Regions from separate parts of the Mus musculus genome. Here region 1 is linked to region 2. A link is a contact called in ENCODE Hi-C or POLR2A ChIA-PET data. All regions are on one chromosome and are shown on one strand. The core of a region is the stretch at or near the end of the contact, and the rest is flanking DNA. Distances in the headings are between cores, read along the strand shown. Region 1 has its middle 21 kb from the start of Gm39782. Region 2 has its middle 3.4 kb from the start of Gm14486.

Region 1 (4,173 bases), core at 1,344-3,843, 63 kb before region 2:
GGACAGCCCAGACTATACAGAGGAATACTGTCTCAAAAAAACTAAATAAATAAATACATAAATAAAGATTTGATTTATTTTTTTTTTAATTCTCCCCGCCCCCCTCCCCCCTGCGGGTATGTGCATGTGAGTTCATTCGCCTTTGGAGGCCAGAGCTATCAGATAGTTATGGAGCTAGGGTTGCAGGCGTTTTGAGACACCCGATGTAGGTTCTGGAAACTGGATGAGGGTCGTAGTCTTCTGAACCCCAGCCCCAGATGGAGCCTCTCATCTTTACTGTCAGTTGCTGGTGGCTGAGCTGCTGCTGGTCCCCAGGATCCCCTTTCTCTCTGGGAAGTCATAAAAGGTTTTCCTGGTGCATAGTGGTTGTGATAAGGACTGCATCTGGGCTCCCTTGGTCTTTGGAAGCACATGTGATATATGTACAAATGCAGCTACTTCTCCTGAAAGAAAACTGGGTGTTCTGTGTGTCCTGTCTCTGCTGAGGAGGAGACAGAAGTGTGGGTGGCCACCTTGGACTGTGGGGGAAAGGCCCACACCACAGGTATCCAGATGAAACAAAACACCAGGAGCTTGTGTTCCTGACACATCACTCACAGCTTCAACTGGCACTGAGGAAGAAAGAACATCCCATATGTTTATTCAGGATGTCTGGCAGCAGCTAAACCTGGACCCTGATATAACGCAGTTGCTAATATTCTCTACATAATTATCCGTTCACTGTGATCTTAATGCCTTGTCCTTTTGTGGCTTTTGTTTCTTCTTAGATGAGTATTTCTTGGGAGTTTCCGCAAGAAGACTTCATGCATAAGAAATTGACTTTTGTGTGTCAGTGGTAGTTTAGCTGGGTATGTTACTAGGCCATGATGGTTTATTTTTCTTGGCATGCTAAGGGAGTATGATTTTCTTGCCTCTTTGAGATAAACAGAACCCTACCCTGCATTTATTCTTCATTTTTTTTGTTTTGTTTTTGTTTTGTTTTGTTTTCGAGACAGGGTTTTTCTGTGTAGCTCTGGCTGTCCTGGAACTCACTCTGTAGACCAGGCTGGCCTCGAACTCAGAAATCCACCTTCCTCTGCCTCCTAAGTGCTGGGATTAAAGGCATGCAACACCACTGGCCAGCTTATCCATTTTTTTCTTAGTGTTTTCTTCCTCATGATTACTGATAAGATTTTATATTTGATATTCTGAGTTATGACACATCTCAGAGCTTCTTTTTTTCTTCTTTTTTGTTTTAATTAAAAAATTATTATTTTATGTGTATGAGTGTTTTGGTTGCATGTATGTCTCTGTGCTGATTTTGTGCCTGGTGCCTGAGGAAGCCAGAAGAAGGTGTTGGATCCTTTGGAACTGGAGATATAGATATTTTTTGTCACCATGTGGGTGCTGAGAATTAAACTTGAGTCCTCTGGAAGAGCTGACAGTCTGTCTGTCTGTCTATCTCTCTCTGGGGGTGTTGTTTCGTATAAGAGAGAGTAGGTATGTGGTATATGCACATGTGTGCACAGGTACAGGACATGGAGTATCTCACTCTGTCTATCATTCTTTGTTTTATTCTCTTGAGACAGGATCTCTCACTGAGACTGGAGCTAGGCTGGCTTACAGCCAGCTCCATTGAAGCCGTGAGTTCAAGTTCCAGCTACTCACATCAGGAGGCTCACAACCATCTGCATATCTGTCTCTAGGGCATCTGGTACCTCTTCTGGATTCCATGGGTATCTGCACACACATGTGCACACGAGCACACACACACACACACACACACACACACATACACACACAAATAAATAAATAAATAAATCTTCATAGTAATAACATACACTGCACTCTAGGGGCTGGAGAGGTGACTAGAGTGGGTGGGTGGGGGTGTAAAGCTTGGGATGTCAGCAAGAGAACCTGAGTTAGGATCCCAGCACCCATGTAGAAGCCAGACACAAACTGTTATTGACTGTTATGTCTTCAGCTGTTTTAACTCTGTCTATCTATGATCTATCCAACTGTCTGTCTATCGTGTCTAACTTTGCAGCTCTAGGAATCCTAGTGATAGGCGAGCTCTGATCACTGAGGTCTGCTCCCTATCCACCCAAACCTCTTCTCTGGTCTCCAGCTCTTGGCTGTACCACTTAGGTTCCTGGAGCAGTCTTTGGGTGGTTTTGCAGCTGGGTCCCAGGTATGGCCATCTTTGTTTTGCAATCTTCCCTTTGTGAGTTCACTTGTGGGGGAGGAGGTATCTCTGGGAACCCCCGAGTAAGGCCAAGGTTTCAGTTTTCTGAGTCTGTGCACTGTTTATGCCCAGAGTCTAACGATCCTTTTGTGTGTTAAATTCTTCCTTTGGGCATCTCCAGGGCAGTGTGAGGAGTAGAGTCTAAATTTAAAATCTAAACCCCTGGGGGCCAAGACTTTCCAAGTCTCCAGGGCAGTTTTGTTTCTTCAGACCTTGGCAGTGGCCCCCAAACTAAGGCTTCCGGGTGCCTGCTCTGACTGTGTGGCTCTGCAGGTCTAGCTCTGAGTGGGCGTCACTTGCCACCTTTCTAGTCCCCACAGGGACTTGTAAACTCCAGTCCCCAAGCCAGCGCGGCCAGCGGCTGGCCCAGGCCCTCCCCCGCTGCAGCGATGCCGGCTCTGCATTCCTGCCTGGCTTTCAGCTTCTTTGTGGAGATCCCTAGGGAGTTCCCGGCCTTTCTCGCAAGCTCAGCCATGCATTTAAAAGGGTGTTTGTTATATTTTCCCGGCTACCGTTCCCAACCAGCACTTGTAGCGAAGGGGTTTTCTAAGCCATTGCCAGAGATGGAAGCCCTGTTTTTTTGTTTTTGTTGTTGTTAAAAACAAAAAAACAAAAAAAACCCCTCAGTATCTTTGTATCTCTGTATTTCCCAGCCCAGAGGACCCAGAGAAGCCCTGTGCATTTGGAGGAAACAGACCTGAACTTCTTGTTTTTAACCTACTTGGTAGTTTAGCCAGAGTCCTGGAGCAGCCCTGGCTCTGAGGACTTGTCTGGGATGGAGCCCTGGGCCACACTCATGCTGGGCATGGCCCAGGGTACCAGCTGTGATACACCCCAGCGACAGCTACCATTTCTGTACCTACATCTGTGTCCTCTCCCTCTCCCTGTCCCTCCCCCTTCCCCCTCTTCCTCTCCCTCTTTGAGACAAGGTCTCACTGTGCAATCCTGGCTGACCTGAAACATGCTATGTAAGCTCTGTAGACCAGATGACCAAAACTCAAAAAGGTTTGCCTGCCTCTGCCTCCCCAGTGCTAGGGTTAAAGGTGTAACATTTCTTTATGTGTGCCCAGGCCACGGGGAGTATGTGGAGGCCAGAGGACAATCTGTGGGTGTTGTTTCTGTTGGGGAGAACCACCCACATTCCAGAACCGCATGCTCTCCCAGGCCACTTTCAGTGACTCAGCGCCAGTGGCCACACCATCATCAGCTGCCAAATGTGACACATTTCCACTGTCCCACAGCATTCTCCCTGTGTGCCTGTGCTGTAACCTTCATAAGGCCCTTGCTTTCATGGCCTGTCCCTTGTCATTGCCATTCAGGGGCAGCCCCCCCCAATAAATCTCTCCAATGAGGGCTGGTGCATGGTTGGATTTTTCTGAATTCCTTGGCCCTCTGATCGCCACAAAAACCCTTACATTGGTGCCTGGGACTTGGATAGGGATCTCCTGGACCCCACCTTGAGCTCTGTGAGTGTGTGTGTGTGTGTGTGTGTGTGTGTGTGTGTGTGTGTGAGAGAGAGAGAGAGAGAGAGAGAGCTGCCCTGGATGCTATCCCTTTTCTGCAGTCCATCTGCAATAGATCCACCTTCGATAGCTCACCTATCGCTGGGCAACCCATCCACCTATGGTAATTGCTAAGTTTCCTCTTTGGTCCTACAAACACTTGCTTACCTGAATCCAAGGGCAAGACTATTGAGCATGTAGCATCCCTCTGGTGTTTGTGGAGGCGGAAGTCCCCCTAACCATGATCTCTAAGGCTACGGTTGGCCCTTTCTCTTGGGAAAGCTTTCACATTTAACTTGGTTTTCTCCTTTATGCTTCACGTAAAAGCCCTGTCTCCCCAGATGCCAGTCCTGACCTTCAAGCATGCAGTGAAGACCCAGGGAATAGCATGGGCCTTCCTGTCCCCTACTCAGTCCTAGGAATGCCCTAGACTTCAGGCTTAGGCCC
Region 2 (4,758 bases), core at 857-3,356:
GAGCCATCTCTCCAGCCCCACCACCTTATTTTTTGAGACATGGTCTCTCACTGAAGCTAGATCTTACTAATTGGCTAGACTGGCTGCCAGTTGGCCCTAAAGATCCTCTTCTCTAGCATCTGTCTCCCTAGTGCTGGGATCTCAGTGCTCCACCACACTGTCTGCTACTCCCAAGTGCTGGGATCTCAGTGCTCCACCACACCTGTCTTTTCACCTGGCTGCTGGGGATCTGAATCCATCACCCTATGCTTACACAAGGGGTATTTCACCTACTGAGCCATGTCTCTAGCCTTATCCATCACATGATCAACACTGTGACAAACTGAGTTCTCCTGGTGATCTGGGGAGACAGGGATGGATGGGGTGAGTCCTCCTACCCCCTCAGTTTTTAGATTAGTGCAACCCAGAGACTGGGGCCTCTGTGACTACACCCAGAACTTAGTGGCTTTCCTAAGGTTGGCAGGACACCTCATGCATCAGCTTACGAATACCTGTCGTGCGTCTGTGGTGTGAGGGGCATGGGAGCCCAGTGGTTTGGCCATAAGGCATCTTTGGGTTCAAGTCCTGACTCATCCACTTAATAGCTAAGAGGATCTTGGACAAGTCACACAGCCTTGATGAGAGCCACAGTGTCCCCAGGTATCAGGAATTTTACGGATAACTTGCTCATCTGCAGAAAACCCCAACCCCACCTATACTAGGCAGGCGGCTTGACACCTGTACCCAACAGGTGGCTCATGGTAACCCCCAAGTTTCCCTGACCATAAGGAAGAATGGACAACACCTAGCTTGCCAGGTGTTCCTTGCAGAACAGAGGGATGGACTGGAGGCTTCTGAATGCTAGAGAATGGAGCAAGGGTGTAAAAACACCCATTAAGAGGCTTGGATGCTGTCCCTCCCTGTTTAGGCTCCCCGCTCTGAGCAAAAGCAGAGTGGACTGCCCTCCCCACACACAGACTCTTGAAGCTGTTCTTCAGTTGACTGACTCCAGGGTATGTTCACTGGCTAAAGCACATCTTAAGGCTGTGGTGTTGGGGTGACTGGGGGCGGGGCTCAGCCTGCCACATGGAGATAGGACAGGCCTGGATAATTCTTTTTACAATAGATAGGAACAATGACCACCCTACTTGCCATCTGCCATCTTGGTTGCCAATAGCAACACCTCATCTCCCCCTCCCCTCCCAATCCATTCACGGGGCTCCTCCCCTTTGATTTGGGCTGGCCAGGAGCTGGTTGTGAACAGAGGATTTGGTGGCTGTGTCATGCACACCCTTAGCTCAGAGTTTCCACTTGGAGCTAACCGTATTGATAAGGTTTGCAGTGCTAGAGAGGAACCCAGGGCAGAAGGACACTGTACTGAGCTCTGTTCCAGTCCTTGGTGTTTCATGGTCTCATTCTTTAGTCCAGGCTATCCTCACGGGGGATCCTCTTTCCTGGCCTGGGATGACAGGCAGGTGACACCTAGACCCTGCAGCCTCAACAAGGGGTGTGATGACCGACCACACTAACCATGACATTTACTCAAGAGAGAGTGCTGACCAAACTGACTGAAAAGCCTGCTATGCTGGCTGAGCATGCCTTTGCCCTGTTGTTTTTCTTTAGTCTAGAATAATCTTTATTGACTATCCATGGGTGGCTTTGAAGAGTCTCTATGTATAGTTTAAAATTCACGGGTGGGCTTCTCCAACAATGCAATTCAGGGGACACAGATGAAGTTAAAATTAAAACCCTTATCTGCTCCAAGATCATGTCATGTGTTCTAAGCACAGATATGTCAGGAGTCTTACTAAAATGTCATTTGTCACTTGAATTTTGTAGACACAGTTCACTGCCAGAGGGGCCAGAACTGTGTCTGTCTATTTGTCAGAAGATGGCCCAACTCCAGGCCTGGCCCTGGTGTGGGCCAGTGAGCTGTCAGAGTGGCAGGTGGGACCTGCCCCAGCCGCTCCCAGCTGGAGGTCTCTCTGAACGCACCCCCCCCCCCCATGCTTGGGCCTCTGGACACTGGCTGCTGGGATTTCATTTAGTGCAGGGTGACCTTGAACCCTGTGTAGATGAGGATGAATTTGAACTCCTGATATCCTCTACCTTCATGTCCATCCCCAGTGCAGGCTTGACAGGCCAGGACCACTGCTTCCATGTCCTGTTTGCTCAGCATCGAGGAAGGAACCCGGGGCATTCTACGTGCTGGCAAGGGCTCAGTCCACTGAGCTGCATCCCTGGTCTCCTTTCATTGGTCAGTTATGAACACTAACTGTACTTTCAACCCCGAAAACCTAAAATTTCTGCATCTCTTTGGCTTGCAATCAGGCTTCCTCCTTAGAAGCCCATTCTCCCTCCCTTTCCCCCAGGGTCCTGCAGCCTAATCCTTGGATAGCTGCTAAATAAAAGCCAGCCCTCCCACCTCCAGCCCAGCCTCACAGGAACACTTACTTCCCAGTGTGTGTGTGTGTGTGGGGGGGGGGGGGCTTAAGATCAAAGGCCAGCACATCTGTGACCAGATGTGTCAGCATTCCTTTTCCTCCATCTCTAATGCTAAAGCCACAGAGGACCATCAGTTTTGCAGGCTCTCCTTCTTCCCTGTCTCCTTGCCTCCCTCCTCCCTCCCTTCCTTCAAAGATGCTGTCTCAAGTAGCCTAAGGCAGTTGGGAATTTGTTGATTGTCTCAGGGTGTCTACCAGACCCTCTTGCGCATCTCTCAAGTGTTGAGATAATAGTGTCCTCCACCACTCTAGTTTCCGTGGTACTGGGAACTGAACCCAGGCCTTCAAGCATGCTAGACAAGTACTTTATCAACTGAGCCACATGTCCAGCCCTGTTTTGTTTTGTTTGAGAGAAAAGATCTCATTTAGCCCAGGCTAGCCTTGAATTATGTAGTCAGAGAAGACCTTGAACTTTTGTTCTTCCTGTTTCCACCTTCCCAGTGCTAGGATGACAAACATGCACCATCATACCCTGGTTTGTTTGTTTGTTTGTTTTGGTTTTGTTTTGTTTTTCAGCTTTGAAATACACACACACACACACACACACACACACACACACACACACTTTTAATGTAATGTTCATTGGTGTATGGCCTTTGTGTGAGTGTGTAAGAAGTCCCAGACCTGGAGTTACAGACAAGTGTAAGCTGTCAGGGTGTTGAGAATTGAACCAGAGTCCTCTGGAGGAGTAGCCAATGCTCTCAACTTGAGTCATATCTCCAACCTCAGCTTTGAACTCTCATAGCCAGGAGTTTTACAGAAACTGTAACCTGTGTAACAGGCTACCAAACCAAGTTTCAGGCCTTCAGTACCTGTCTCCTTGTCGTCTATTGCTTGTCCCCTAGAACCCATGACACATACTTGTTGTAGTGGCCTACTATTTCTAAATTCCAGTTTCTGCATTGGTCAGCTTATGCTATGTTATGCCACATAACAAACCCCCTCCTAACTAAGAGTAGATTCCTATGATCAAAGTCTGTTAACACCTCAGATTTAGTACTATCTGTACTTTGGTCATTGGTCTGCTCCACACACATAGTCTCTTTTTAGGAATCCAGTCAGTCCTTCATAGACCATATTCCTCAGAGAAAAGACCCAGCTGGTGTCAAATTGTGCTGAGCTTTTAAAGCCTCCATCATGCACCAGCATGCTCCTGCCTCTGGTTATGTTCCATTTTGTTACATGAGCACACACCAGCTACTCCTGAGCTCATTCTTGTGTGTGTGTGCTGTTTGCCTAATATGTTTAGCATTATAACTTTGTCATTCTTATCTTACAAGGTAACTAAGGCCCAGAGAAGTTAGAAAGATGTATTGATAGGTATGCTGAAAAATCACAGTGTCCTCTGGGGGCAGAGGACAGACACACAGAGTTATGTGGTGGTTTAAATGAGAAATGTTCCTTGTAGCCTCATGTATTTGAACACTTGTCCTCTTGTTGGTGATGCTGTTTGGGGAACTTAAGGAATCTTTAGGAGTAGAAACTTACTGGAGGAAATGTATCACTGGGGGCATGGCTTCAGAGTTTATAGTTCCCCTTTACTCCCAATACTTCCTGTGTGCAACTGAGATGTGATCTCTCTACTTCCTGCTCTTACCATCATGCCTTCCTAGACATTGTGGTTATCTACCTCTTTGGAACCAGAAGCTAAAACAAACTCTTCCTTAAGCTGCCTTCGATTATAGTATTTTATCACAGCAAAAGAAAAGCAACTACTACAAGTGTGGATGCCACACTCAAATAGAGTATACACATGCATATGCACATACATTTATGTACACACATGTGCACATGACTATACGAGCAGGTGTGCATACACATGGACACTCATATATAACTACAAATGTTCACACAAGCACACAGAGGAACACACATGTACCACAGTCTCTTTACTGAGGAGGCTCCCTGGGACTTAGCAGTGTGTTGGAGAGCCTGCTGTAGGCTTTGCTTGGATTCCTTGTGAGTCCTCAGAACTCCTGCCTAGTGTGGTAGGTGCTGCCAATATCCACATATATAGACTGGCAAACTGAAGCTACAAGGAGCTGGCTCCCAAGTAAAGCAGGAACTTAAAGCTTGGGGCTTCCTGCCTACTTCCTCTATGGGCCCAAGACCCTGAGGGACACTTCCTGCCCTGTAAAAGAAAAGCAGGGCAAAGGGCATAGGGCCAAATTGGTAAGGAAAGAGGGCCATTTGGGGTGTTTTGCTCTGCCAGGGACTGGGCATGCCCAAACACTGGAGGTCTCAGGAAATCCTCAATCCAAACCGGGGCCTTAGG

Evidence for each region. A loop is a pair of places that touch in the nucleus more often than their neighbours do. ChIA-PET counts read pairs that join two places held with the same protein, here RNA polymerase II (POLR2A).
Region 1: a map of regulatory T cell shows a loop between it and region 2 (1.9-fold over the local background). The contact joins two enhancer-like sites. A Hi-C loop is called at or near these places in 1 of 37 maps with a recorded cell type or tissue (regulatory T cell). POLR2A ChIA-PET finds 5 or more read pairs at or near these places in 2 of 5 experiments (Patski and embryonic stem cell).

What each region holds. Positions count from the first base shown.
Region 1 is chr2:30,742,597-30,746,769 of GRCm38, reverse strand. No RefSeq gene overlaps it. Among named protein-coding and RNA genes, the nearest start is that of Gm39782, 21 kb to the right of the region's middle. Within about 2 kb of position 2,593, at least 2 of the 3 ENCODE cell types and tissues checked have a DNase peak (open chromatin) inside an H3K27ac peak, as active enhancers do.
Region 2 is chr2:30,679,004-30,683,761 of GRCm38, reverse strand. No RefSeq gene overlaps it. Among named protein-coding and RNA genes, the nearest start is that of Gm14486, 3.4 kb to the right of the region's middle. Within about 2 kb of position 2,106, at least 1 of the 3 ENCODE cell types and tissues checked has a DNase peak (open chromatin) inside an H3K27ac peak, as active enhancers do.